2 separate regions of the Homo sapiens genome follow, and region 1 is linked to region 2. A link is an interaction called in ENCODE POLR2A ChIA-PET data of the cell type or tissue named here. Cell type or tissue: endothelial cell of umbilical vein. All regions are shown on one strand. Each heading gives the region's core, and the rest is flanking DNA. Links, peaks and the distances in the headings are about the cores only.

Region 1 (6,195 bases), core at 1,196-6,195, 2.0 Mb after region 2:
GGTGCTTGACCTTAGGTCTGCCCACAGGCTTCAGGCTTTCAACTTTGAAACAAACATCTGTGCCACACACATTTTGTAAATGATCCCATTCAGTCTTCTAGAAGCCTTATAACAGAATCAATATTGTTTTTCCCATTTTCACAGATGGATAATAAATCTGTAAAATAGGGATAAGACTAGGACCTATTCCCCAGGATTACTTCTGCAGATTAAAGGAGATGTTGAGGCCAGGTGCAGTGGCTCACGCCTGTAATCCCAGCACTTTGGGGGGCTGAGGCAGGAGAATCGCTTGAACCTGGGAGGCAGAGGTTGTGATGAGCCAAGATCGTGCCATTGCACTCCATCCTGGGCTACAAGAGTGAAACTCCGTCTCAAAAAAGAAAAAGGAGATGTTGAATGGGAAGTCAGCAAGGGTGCTAGAATGTAGCAAGTATTCTTCAGGTGTTAGTGATTTCTGTTGTTCGGGAAGAGGAGGGTTATGGAGGAAGAGTATGGGATTTAGGTGGGTTAAGTGATTTGCCCAAAGTCAAGAGGTTAGTCTTTAACCTTTGGCAGAAGCAGGATTTGAAGTGAGTTTTCACACCCCTCTTCCCTGGTCAGTGTGTTGATAACAGCCCACCCACCTGTGGTTCCAGGGTGTTCTTAAGAAGCCAAGGTTGTCTTGGGTGTGGTAGCTCTTTGAAAGGTAGAAAGTTCCACCAAGAAGGCCTTTTTTCTTGAATACTGCTTAGCTTCCTTGTCAGGCTCCAAGATGCAGATTGCCTGTGGGCTATCTCTCTCCACAGATAAACCTACTCACATCTTCAGGACAGCCTTTTTTTTTTGAGACAGGAGTCTTGCTCTGTTGCCCAGGCTGTAGTGCAGTGGCACAACGGGGTCCCACAGGCAAGTGCTGGGGAAAGGCCCACCCAGCCATCAGGTAGCCTGTGTGTTCTACAAACAGCAGCTGGCAGCACTGTCTCCTGCCGGACATTCCTGCCACCCGACATCAAAGCTGGTGGGTGACCTTTTCAGCCATTTGACATTCCTCCCAGAAGAACCTCTGCCTCCCAGAGGTTTAAGCAGTTCTCCTGCCTCAGCCTCCCAAGTAGCTGGGCTATTTTTTTTTTTTTTTTTTTGAGATGGAGTCTTGCTCTGTCGCCCGGTTAGAGTGCAGTGGTGCAATCTCGGCTCACTGCAACCTCTGCCTCCCGGGTTCAAGTAATTTTCCTACGTCAGCCTCCCGAGTAGCTGTCAGGTGCACACCACTACACCCAGATAATTTTGTATTTTTAGTAGAGATGGGGTTTCACCATGTTGGTCAGGATGGTCTCAATCTGACCTCGTGATCCGCCTGCCTCTGCCTCCCAAAGGGCTGGGATTACAGGCATGAGCCACCGCGCCCAGCCTTAATTTTTGTATTTTTAATGGAGATGGGGTTTTGCCATGTTGGCCAGGCTGGTCTTGAACTCCTGACCTCAAGTGATCTGTCCGCCTCAGCCTCCCAAAGTACTGAGATTACAGGCATGAGCCACCGTGCCCAGCCCATCTTCATCTTCTTTACTTGAACTTAATTCTTTTTCATGCATCTTCCCTTCTTTCCTCTTTTCTCCTCCACCCAAATGTCTTAACTGTTAACATTCCCAGGTGTTTGGTCCTGGGCCTCTGGAGGTTGTGAAGGAGCACTGCTCAGTCCTCCCTTCAAGAAAGCAGCTTCAAGGAGTTCAATTACAAAAGCTCCTGGCATTGGGGACCTGCCGCCATGTTCCTGCCCAGGGCATGCTGGTCCTGGCTGTCACCAAGCACAGTGGAGGTCAGGTGCTAGGCCATTTCTGCCCGACACAGGCCTCCTCTAATGAGCAGTCTGAGGCCAGGCACAGGAGGCTGAGGCAGGAGAATCGCTTGAACCCAGGAGGTGGACGTTGCAGTGAGCCGAGATCGAGCCACTGCACTCCAGCCTGGGTGACAGAGTAAGACTTCGTCTCAAAAAATAAAAAATAAAAAAATACTGAGCAGTCTGCTTGGGCGCTTCCATCAGCCTGGCCATGACATCTTTGGAGCTGTCCTGCCCTCTTTTGCCCCGGTGTTCCTTGGCCCACCTGTCAGACCTACATCATAGGCTCTTCCTGTCTTCTGTTTCCTCTCCCCTTTCTCTAACATAGGTGTTTCTCCTGAGAAAGAAAAAAACCACCTGTCCCTGACATTCAGAAGCTGACAACACTGTTCGGTCATGCCATTCTCCTGTTGGACATAAACAGTCTCTGAATGCCAACCCCAAAGTTGCTCTCAGGCCATGATAAAATAAACCACTTAATAATTTTGTCTAAGCACGTACAAAGAAAATTCAAGGTCAGTTTACCACTCACAAAATACCAAACATCCTTCTGCTGGTTAAAACGAGTGACAGCTGCCGTGTGTGTGTGTGTGTGTGTGTGTGTGTGTGTGTGTATGTGTATATGCGTATATATGTGTATGTATGTGTGTATATATATATGTGTGTGTGTATATATATATATGCAATTATACCTTTATCCCTACTCTAGTCCACCTTCCTATAAATAAGATGTATTGAGATGCTCAGTGCCCCCATTCTGACAGCATCCAATCGAGTGAATCCTCACTTCCTTGAAATCACCCAACCAGGGCCAGAATCCTAAAAGAGGTTCTTTGTGACACCCTCTGTCTGAGAAGTCCTATGGTTCTCTGTGATGAATAGACCCAACTTGTTCAAATACAGGCATTTCTGGTGGGCTTTGGCTGAAGGCATTCACACCCCCCAGTGAATGTCTTGCACTTCTAATTGTGTCTCGGGGCATGCCTGGTGGAGGACCTGACTGAGACAATTGTGACTGGATGTGGTCTGAGAGCAGGCAGTAGGATGAGGCTTGGGGACTGGCTCACTCACTGCCCAACTGGTAGCAAAACCCATCTGGAGCAGCGTGTGAGGTATGGACACTCACTCACACGAGGGGGTGGCCCAGTTGCTGAGGATTCCACCAGTGGTACCCTGGGAAAATATCCCTGTGGAGGGGAATGGGAGGAGTCAAACTGTGGAAGATAAGAGGAGTACTGCACACAAGGACAGTAGAGTGTCTGTTCCCTGCAGAGGGATAGTGAGGAACTGATGAGGTGACTGTGAGTGCCCGGGGCCTCTGTCGTTATCTTGGAGGATCACTTTGAGGTCAGGAGTTCATGACCAGCCTGGCCAACATGGTGAAACCCTGTCTCTACTAAAAATACATTAATTAGCATGGTGGCGGGTGCCTGTAGTCCCAGCTACTCGGGAGGCTGAGGCAGGAGAATCGCTTGAACCCGGGAGGCCGAGGTTGCAGTGAGCTGAGATGGCGCCACTGCACCCCAGCTTGGGTGACAGAGCAAGACTCCGTCTCAAAAACAAACACACAGTACTGCATCCTGGGGGTGGAGGTGAGGTGACGGTAGAGATCAGTGCTACCCTTGGAAATCTGACAGATACAGTAAGATGGTCCCTATCATAGTTCCATTTAATTTGCCAGCCTCATCTGCAGAATCCAGATGGATCCTGGAGAAAAATTAACCAAGTAGCCTCAATCACAAATGTTGGGTTGGATATTACATCAGTGTTAGAGCAGTTAAGGGCTCAGGTATGTGGTGTGCAGCCATTGACTGGGTGAATCCATTTTTACCTACCCCAATTACAAAACAGTTTGCTTTCATGTGGAACAGATAGTATTCCTTTCAGTTTTGCTGCAGGAACATATTAACTCTTCCACCCCTGTCATAATACAGCCTGAAGAGATTTACCATTAAATACTGTTTTTTTCTCTCTCTTAACTTAATCCCGAATTGGATAATTTCTCTTCATCTTCACTGTCACCTCTACGCCATCACTGTCATCTCTAGACCGCTCTGCTGTTGAGAGATTGATGGAATCATTATGCAAACTAAAATAGAATGTTTTATCTATCAAATTGTATTTCTTTGTCAATAGTGTTAGGGCACAGTAGGTTCATTTACTGCTGGTAAGGGTGTAAATTGTTAGAAACTTTCTGAATGGCAGTTTGGTAATAACAAACAAAAAGCTTAAGTTTGTGTCCTTAAATGCCTTACTTCAATACCCAAGGCATATGGCCTCAATAAAAAATTATGGAAGCATGCAAAGATTTTGTTAACAAAGATATAATCATTGCAGGGTAGAATTTAGAAATTTAAGACTGAAAGATCTTTTCAGTCACCTGCAGCAAGAAAGGAGTCAAAACCTATGTACGATCTCAACTAGTAAAATTTTCTCCTTGCCCAGGGATCATGCTGAGTTTAAGGACAGAAATGCAAAGTGCAGCCTGGGAAAGTGTTTCAACACACAAAAATAGAACCACCTGTATGTAGTCTTTTTGAAAGCACAAAATAAAGAGCAGTCCTACAGGGTTCACTGCTATGTCCTGAATGTTGATGTCCCTTCCAAAATTCATATGTTGGAACCTAATGTCAATGTAATAGTATTAAGAGGTGGGGCTTTTGGGAAGCAATGGAGTCATGAGGGCTTCACCCTCATGAGTAGGATAAGTACCCTTACAAAAGAGGCTCAGGGAGGCGCTCTTGCCTCTTCCACCATGTAAGGACACGTAGCAGGCACCCATTTCTGAAGAATGGGCCCTCCCCAGACTCCATATCTGCTGGTGCCTTGATCTTGGACTTAGCCTCTAGGACTGTGAGTGACATATTTCTATTGTTTATAAATTATCCAGTATAAGTAAGATATTTTGTTAGAGCAGCCTGAACGAACTAAGACACTCTAAGCGGGAAACTCACAAAAAATATTTGGTAGTGAAAAACAGTATGGTGTGTTAATGTATGGTGACAAGTGTTTGTTTGCATTTAAAAATGCATTGGAGCCTCGTTTTGATTAGGCAGTAAATTTACCTTTAATACGTAAGTTTGACAGTTATATGTAATCAGCTTTTTTTTTTTTAAGATGGTGTGATTGAGGTTAATGTGAACTGAACTTTCTATTTCTAAGCTGTCTTCATCTAATTTTACCTTTCTGTGGAAAATCAATACAAGTCAACCATTTTTATTGCCCAGTTATTCAAAGTTTTATTCAAAGAGCAAAGATTTGACAATGCATAGAATTAACATTGGTTTGTGGGCCACCTTCTGGGCCAGCACCAAAGACTGAAAAAATATTTTGCCCCCTAAAAGTTGTTATTGAGTCTTGTCAAATCACATTGCTCTGTCAGAAGGTAAGACAAATCAGTGTGGACTGAGAGCAAGGTCAGCACCGTGAACAGCCATTGCGGTTCCTTTAACCCACTGGGAATTCATGCAGTGAAGAAGCAACACACCATGAGGCAAATGGCTCAAACCCAAAGACCAGAGGTTCAGGGGATATATATATATATTTTTTTAATCTGTAGAGATGGGATCTCACTATCTTGCCCAGGCTGGTCTCGAACTCTTGGGCTCATGCTGTCCTACCTCAGACTTCCAAGTAGCTGGGTTTTCTTTGGGCTAATTATTTTTTTGTAGAGATGGAGGTCTCGCTGTGTTGCCCAGGCTGGTCTCAAATTCCTGGCCTCAAGCTCTCCTCCCATCTCAGCCTCCCAAAGTGTTGGGATTACAGGCATGAGCCATGTGCCCAGTCTAGAAGATCTTTGACTTCAAAGAACAGATAATCTAGAGACCTTCACAAGTGATCATGTTGGCACTATGGTCATTACACTGAGACCTATAACTGGGCTAGGATTGGTTATTTACAGAAAAACCTTGTGGTACTTAATTCCAATTCATGTTAATTTATGTTATCTTGCTTAATCCTTGCAAAGCCCTTTTAGAGGTGGGTGTTATCCCATCTATAATCTGCTGCTTGTCTTAGACCAAGGAAGTGAAAGTATTCAGTCCAAGCATGCTACCATCCATTTCTGGTAGGTTTGGTTTGTTTTTAGTTGGCTTTCCTGTTTAACTGTTATTTGTCTTCCTATTGAGGTTAGATGTGCATTTTGGAATTGCATCATTTTACATAGAAACAGCTTTCCAGTGGAGTTGACTAGCATCCTAAGGACAAGTACAACCACTTTTGAAATAGATCATGGAAATCACAAAGTCTGATGTTCCACAAAATGGAGTATGATGTTATGGACACTAGAAATACAAGGTATGGGTCATTAGTAACGCTAATAACATTTTCCTATAGATGACTTTTAATAACACTGGTTTAATGTCAATTTTTTTTTTTTTTTT
Region 2 (7,867 bases), core at 1,171-6,170:
TGGTAGCTTGCTTTCCTCAAGGTGAGGGCCAATAAAGAGAGAGAGCAAATGATTTCAAACCCAAAATAAGTCAGTCTTTTATAACATAATCTCAGAAGAGACATCCCATCACTCATGCCTATGCTACTGGTCATACAGAACAACCCCAGTACAGTGTGGGAGGGGATTGCTTACACAATGGTGTACCTAATAAACGAAGGGATTAATTGAGGGCCATCTTTGAAGCTGGCTAAACGTGGTCCAGAACTGGTTTGACAGCTCTACTTTATTTAGGGGCATAGGCTCCTTCCACGGCTCTACCAACTCTAGAGGGTAGTCTTCATATTTAAGTTCAAAGGTGGTGGCACTTGTGTGACCCAGGGCAAATCATCTATTCTGAGTTTCTAGGTCCTCACTTAATAAACTATGAAAAAGAGTAAAATATACTTCATAGTGTTGTTGTAAAGATTAACGGAATAAGTGTAATAGGCTTTCACAGTACCTGGCATATTAAGCATTCAATACTATCTTTTAATATTGCTATATACATTAAATAATGAGACTATCCCAAGAGATCATCAGATATGCATTGTTCCTTGAAAAGGTCAAGCTTAGAAATCACTGGTAATAAAAAAGCTCTACTTGGATAATTCAAGTGAGCCTCTCGTCACCATTCCCAGCCCAGAAATGGTGAAGGATAAAAATTGTTTTTTTCAATATCATTCTAGAGGTAGTTAAAATTGAATCAATCCATTCAATCCATTATCTTTATGTAATCTACTCCTAGGTAGCTGATACTATAGTAAGATGTAATTTTTTTTTGTCTTTGCAAAGGTGTTCTTGTTGCTGACAAGGAACAGCAGAATAGTGAACAAGTTTGTGGCTAAACATTATTCCCAGATTTTAAAAAATGTTCAGTGTGCACAATTGTTACTACCAGATCTTTGTCAGAATAATCTTTCTGTCACTGAATAACTGACCCATAAAACAATAGAGCATATTGACCTAGTGTGCAGGGTAAGCAATGAGTAAATAAGAAATGGTTGTAAAATATTTACCAAATGTAACTTTCTAATTTGGGTAGCTTTAAGATGGGTCAAAATAAAAGGAATGCTATTATTTGTGAAGAATTACAAGTTTACATATGTTTATTCTTGCCAGTCTTTTACTGAAAATTCCTAGAAATGATATCCTTTCCTTTATATATACCATAATATTTGTATGATATTCCTCTCCAAAGATAGGGGTAATATTATACATTGATAATAGTCATTCATTATTGAAAAACTAACAATACACTAAGTACTCCACTGCATGGGACATAGTAGCCATTCAATAAATGATAGGTATCTTTATTATTAGACACCTAACACTGTATGAAATAGGATACCATAATAGACTCTAGTCTCAGTATCTCTATTAAGATATTAGGGGCCAGAGGTTTCAAAATGGTTTGACCTGTTGTAGTGGTTCATTCAGCACACTGGAGTTGGACTGATTGTCTGGGTTCAAATCTCAGCTGGTCCACTTTCTTACTTACTACCAGCAGGGTAAAACAGAACCTCTTTTGCCTTCTGGGAATGAGGACTTTGCTACTACCGTTAAGCCACAAAACTGTTCACTATTCTGCTCACTCATCTGTGAAATGGAAATACTACTACCTATTCTAGTGGACTGTGGTGGAGATTAAATGAGATTATATAGTCAAAGAGCTCACAACAGTACCTGTCACATAATTTTTTTTTAAAGAAAAATCTGCTTATTTCTGTCACTACTCAACAAACACTAGGTGACTATCATTTGCCAGAAGCTACAGATTCAGTAAGTCCAAAAGTGAACTCACCATTTTCTGTCCTCTGAGTTTGCCAAGGTTTCTGTATTCTCATCTCATTTTCATCACTGTTCATTGACTTACCCTGGCTAATATAATGACAGCAAACAAACCTGAGTGCAAGTCACCAATCTAAAGACTTTTTGGTTTTAGAGTATTTATATTCACAGAATGACTGCATGAATTGTAGGCACTCTTATCCTGATTTTTCAGATGAAAAACTTAAAGAAGCTACATAATTTGCCCAAGACTACCCCATTAAGAAATAGCAGAGCCAAGATTCAAACTTAGGCAGTCTGGCTTCAGAGCTTCTATCTTTTTAGGTAACACACAATACTGCTTCTAGAGATTTTGGAGTTATCTTAAAAGCTTTCATTTTTCCATCACTCAGTATCTTAATAAGACACATAGTCCTCTCAAACATCTCTAATTCATCCCTTCTCTGCTTACACTAATACAGACCTAGTATGGGCCCTACTTACCTTCTCCTTGAACTACTGGTTTCCCTGCTTTCAGCTTCTCATTTCAATCCTTGCACCAAACCAGCTAGTCAGCAATGTTTCTAAAACAAAAAATCTAATGACTCTCCCTCAGTTAAATCATATTGGCACACTAATTCCTATTGAACAGGACCCAGGCACTCTTATGTGTCATCTGATGAGGTACCTAGTACAGTACCTCACTTATAAAGTTAAATATACTGTTTATTTTATTGACATAAACATATCTTTTTCCCCCACCAAAGTGGGCCCTCATCCTTTTTTTTTTTTTTTTTTTTTTTTGAGACGGAGTTTCACTCTTGTCACCCAGGCTGGAGTGCAATGGTACGATCTCAGCTCACTGCAACCTCTGCCTCCCGGGTTCAAGCAATTCTCCTGCCTTAGCCTCCCAAGTAGCTGGGATTACAGGCGCCTGATACCACGCCCGGCTAACTTTTGTATTTTTTAGTAGAGGCGAGGTTTCACCATGTTGGCCAGGCTAGTCTCAAACTCCTGACCTCAGGTGATCTGCCCACCTTGGCCTCCCAAAGTGCTGGGATTACAGGCATGAGCCACCACTCCTGTCCTGCTCATCTTTATATAACCCTTATTTCTGCAGTCCCCAACAGCCTACAGGTACAAATGTCACAATATCATTAATATGTGAATCTTAATGATTCATTAAGTTTAAGGTTGAAGTTTAGAACCTAAACTTCAGCAAAATCTCCCCACCCTTAATGCAAAGGGCTTCTGAATTATCAGGAATGTTTTTCATGTGCTCAGTCATAAATTCACTCCCACTACAGCTACATTGCTACCCCAGATGAAAACTGAGCCACGTGTCTCTCCCATTCTTCCTCGAAACCTCTATTTTCAGGTAGCCATTATGAGCTTAGCTGCCAATGTAGGAAAGAATGCCTTTCTTATTTGTGACATATTGTTAAAAGGGTTCCAGTGGCGGGTTGTTTCAACTCATGTGTTTACGTGAAGTAGCCGTCAACCATATTTACTTAGAGCCCCCTACCTCCCTGGGCATCAGATGCGGTGTCAGGCATCTTAGCCAAGGCAAACTTGAGGTACAGCCATACCCCTATAATCAGAATCCCTCCTTCTCTCCAACAACGGCTTATTATTAGTACAGCTCATTTCTTCTATCCTTAGGATGGTCTACCTTGCAGGAATTACCCCAACCAATTCAGTAAAACTTAATTTGGGACTACCTTACAAATTTGCGAGATGTATCTAAAATTACTTGAATGCTAAACACCCACAGCTAATATTCAAATATAACCCAAGTTTATATTTGTTTCACTCTTTCCCACTCTTCTTCCCAACTCCACTGCCTAGCCTAGAGCATTGTGCATACTAGAGCCCCGACATGTTTTTAAATATGTAATAAAAAATAAAATTCTATGCTAGTTGAGCAGAAATAACGTTTATCTGAGAAAAGAAACACAAACTTAGGATGAGAATATCTGGCCCCCAGTCCAAAATTCTTAAATTTAAGGGAAAAAAAGAACCCAGTAAAATACATGGCTCTCAACTGAGACAGATTTGGCTGTTGGTAGGAATCCGATGATTAGTGTACCTGCACCTGTTCTGACACCCTCCAAAGGAATCTGGATCACAAGTGAACTGTCCAAGACCATAAGCCACACCCTTGAGCTAATGCAAGAGGAAGCTGAATCACTTCCTTGAGGCCAAATGCATACAAACAGAATTGCCTCAATTTCCTACTGACAACCTTTTTTTAAAAAAAAAAAAATGACCATTTCCTCATCTTGTTCTTGTAATACAAACCTTTTAGGGTGACTTGGCTTTTCAGTTTAAAAATATGAATTTTGGGACTGGGCACGGTGGTTCACACCTGTACTCCAAGCACCTTGGGAGGCCAAGGCAGTAGGATCACTTGAGCCCAGGAGTTCAAAACCAGCCTAGGCAACATAAGTAGACTCCACCACCACAAAAAGTTAAAAAATTAGCCAGGTATGGTGGTGCATGCCTGTAGTCCCAGCTACTCAGGAGGCTGAGGTGGGAAGATTGCTTGAGCCCAGGATGGTCCAGCCTGCAATGAGCCATGATGGCGCCACTGCACTCCAGCCAGGGAGACAGAGCAAGACCCTGCCTAAAAAAATAAAATAAAGACACATACCACATGATCTCACATTTGTGGAATCTAAAATAAAGTTAAACTCATATAAGTAAAGAGAGGATGATGGTTACCAGAGGCTGTGGGGGTGGGAATGAGTTGTTGATCAAAGCATGCAAAGTGTCAGGTAGACAGGAGGAATAGGTTTTGAGATCTATTGGACAGCAGGGTGATTACAGTCAATAATAATAAATATTTCAAAATAACTAAGAGAAGCCTGGGAAACATAGTGAGACCTTGTCTCTACTAAACATCAAAAAAATTAGCCAGGTGTGGTGGTGTGTGCCTGTGATTCCATCTACTCGGGAGGCTGAGGCTTGAGCCTGGGAGGTCAAGGTGACAGTGAGCTGTGATCCCAACAATGCACTCCAGCCTGGGTGACAGAGCTGCTACCTGTCTCAACAAACAAAACTAAACTAAACTAAGAGTAAATTTCAAATGTCCCACCATTAAAAAAAAAAAGACAGGCAAATGGAGTGCTAAATGTGTTAATTAGCTTGATGTAATCATTCCACATTGTAGACATATATCAAAACATCACATTGTATCTCATAAATGTATACAATTATAAATTATCAATCAAAATAATCGTAATTTTAAAATTACTGGATGTTGCATAGTTTCTAGTTTAATGTAAACATTATAAACCATATTTGTACCCATTACAAATTGCAGCTATTAAATAATCTTGAAAATCACATCCCACCTTTAATGATTTGAATCATGGGACAGTGCAAAGGGCACCTGAATACACGTCGTAGTACTTAGGTTCTTGGCTCTTTCACTAAACAGCCACATGATCACGGGCAACCTCTTTAACCTTGATGGCAGTCCATGAGAAAACATGTACAAGTACCTAGTCCAATGCTTGGCATATGATATAGGCACTCAACATTTGTTAAAATTGAAGTTTTAACTCATATTAAACAATTTCTATTTTTTAGGAGTTACATACCAAGTTGCAGTACCCTCTTATTTGACATGTAGATCTGGAAATATTCATTTCATCCAAATGAGACTAAGCAAAATCATATATTATCTCAAAACACTGAATCAAATGGAATAGTATTCCATTTGAATACTATTAAAAATAGTATTAAAAAATAGCTCTTTTTAACCCACAGATCACAGGCAAACTATAGATTGAAACAGGAGATCTTTTTAATAGAAAAATGCCACAGCAATTTAATCAAAGTCTGAACAAGGACTTTGCCTGCTGCCACAAATACCATGACAAACTGTGGCATTATGAGAAGCAATTAATGATGAAGATATGATAAATAAAACATGAGTTGGCCAGAATATTTTTACTGATGTCTTCTCATTTGACTTCCTGGTATAAGATGGTCAATTTATCACGCCTGTAATCCCAGCACTTTGGGATGCCAATGTGGGCGGATCACCTGAGGTCAGGAGTTCGAGACTAGCCTGACCAACGTGGAGAAACCCCGTCTCTAATAAAAATACAAAATTAGCCAGGCGTGGTGGCGGGTGCCTGTAATCCCAGCTACTCGGGAGGTTGTGGGAGGAGAATCGCTTGAACTCGGGAGGTGGAGGTTGCGGTGAGCCAAGATTGCGCCATTGCACTCCAGCCTGGGCAACAAGAGCAAAACTCTATCTCTAAAAAAAAAAAAAAACAGATGGTCAATTTAACTATCAACTTAATCGAAAAGCCAATGATTGTAACAATTAAAATTTTGGTTAATAAAATTCAATTATTTGTGACTTAATGTGTGAAGGATTTCATCTGCTACTGACAGAAGTATAAAGACAAAAAAAGTATCAGTTGTAAATGGTCAGTTCATTTGTCAAAACACATTATCTAGTATGGTATTTTCAAATTTATAACTTGTAACATTTTAATCAAACTACAAATTACACTTGAACCACATTTTCAAAAATAAAAATAATCAAGAATGATGAAGTAAAAACTGCTCAAGTTCAACTGCTGGATCTGGGATGTAAAATAAGTGACAAAACAGAGAAAAGTGTTGAGTTTTTAAACAGCAGATTTTGACTTTATTCAAATCACATTCTTTTATTTTTTTTTGTACTTGGTTTTTGTATTGTTCTTTGTACTTGGTTTTTGTATTGTTCTTTGTTTATTTCAAACCAACAGCCAACATCGTACAAGTCACATTCTAAAAAGAAAAAAGGAAGTATAAAAGATTATAATGAAGATAATTTAATATGTGCATTTATCAAATGTGTCAATGGTATTCTTGAAATAAAGGCTTAAAATCTTCAAAATTAAAAAAGCTATTTGGATATAAGATGCTGAACTCACTGACAAAGGAAAAAAATACATTCAAGTTCCCAGACTAATTTCTTAGTTATTGCACTATTGTTAGTGATAAAGCCTTATTATCATCATTAAAGCATATTGTGAGACAGAAAACAACTCACATATTTTCTTCTAACATGTCTGGATATGGTATGTATAACTTTAAATCTCAGCTAATTAATTAAAAACTATCCAGAGTGACAACACAGTAGCTCATTTACTTTTTACCACTGCAGAACATTTGGAAGCAATAGTTACTATAAGTCTGTACAGACTTCATAATCCACCTTGTTGAAAATAAGCTGCATAACACTTGTAGAGAAATGTAGGAAGATCGGTTAGTACAGGATACACCATGTTGTTTAAATATAACCTCAGACACAACTGAATTAGATATATAGTTGAGTATTTGTTACTTGACAACAGGGATACATTTTGAGAAATCTGTCACTAGGCCATTGTCACTGCCCAAACATCTGAGCATACTTACACAAACCCAGATACAAACTACATACTTTGGCTATATATACAGCCTCTTGCTCCTAGGCTACAAACCAGTACAGCATGTTACTTTACTGTAGGCAATTGTAACACAAAGGTTAAGTATTTCTGTATCTAAATGTATCCAAAACTAGGAAAGGTAGAGTAAAAATACAGTATTACTTCATGGAACCACCATCATATATGTAGTGTTTTGTTAACAGAATGTCATTATATATCAAACAACAGAAATGTATTTTCAGGAATAGAATATCTATTGCTAGATAATATAATTTTTTTAAACGTTGTGCTACTGCATTCCAGCCTTGGCAACAGAGACCTTGTCTCAAAAAAAAATGCTTTATGATAAAAAATTTCAAACAAACATAAAAGTAGAAAGAATGATAATAAATACTCCCCTTTTACCCAATACTTGGCTTCAATGATCATCAACCCACAGAAAATGTAACAAAACTCTGGCATCCAAAGACAGTCTGCTGATTTCACACTATGAAAAGTTATTTTTATTAAATACTCAATACTAGTTGGTCAGTACTTTTTTTCTTATTGAAAAGCAATTACTATTTGGCAAACATTTCCAAAGACAATATCTAAGTAATAATACCACATATTTTACTGATATTTTCAGCATTTTTTATGAACTA

Evidence for each region. ChIA-PET counts read pairs that join two places held together with the same protein. Peaks named below come from ENCODE experiments on the same cell type or tissue, not always from the same donor. Only the 100,000 strongest peaks of a DNase experiment are listed, where the experiment ranks them.
Region 1: POLR2A ChIA-PET joins it to region 2 with 6 read pairs; 2 of 35 experiments call an interaction of 5 or more read pairs at or near these places.

What each region holds. Positions count from the first base shown.
Region 1 is chr4:17,625,865-17,632,059 of GRCh38, forward strand. MED28 (mediator complex subunit 28) reads left to right here. Exons shown (of 4, transcript NM_025205.5): 4 at 1-6,195. FAM184B (family with sequence similarity 184 member B) reads right to left here. Exons shown (of 18, transcript NM_015688.2): 18 at 3,442-6,195. Among named protein-coding and RNA genes, the nearest start is that of MED28, 14 kb to the left of the region's middle. In endothelial cell of umbilical vein, for the core only: no CTCF peak of the experiment used is centred there; no DNase peak of the experiment used is centred there.
Region 2 is chr4:15,661,983-15,669,849 of GRCh38, forward strand. It overlaps a transcript of FBXL5 not described here and a transcript of FAM200B not described here. Among named protein-coding and RNA genes, the nearest start is that of FBXL5, 11 kb to the left of the region's middle. In endothelial cell of umbilical vein, for the core only: no CTCF peak of the experiment used is centred there; a DNase peak (open chromatin) is centred at 3,999; H3K27ac peaks cover 809 bases.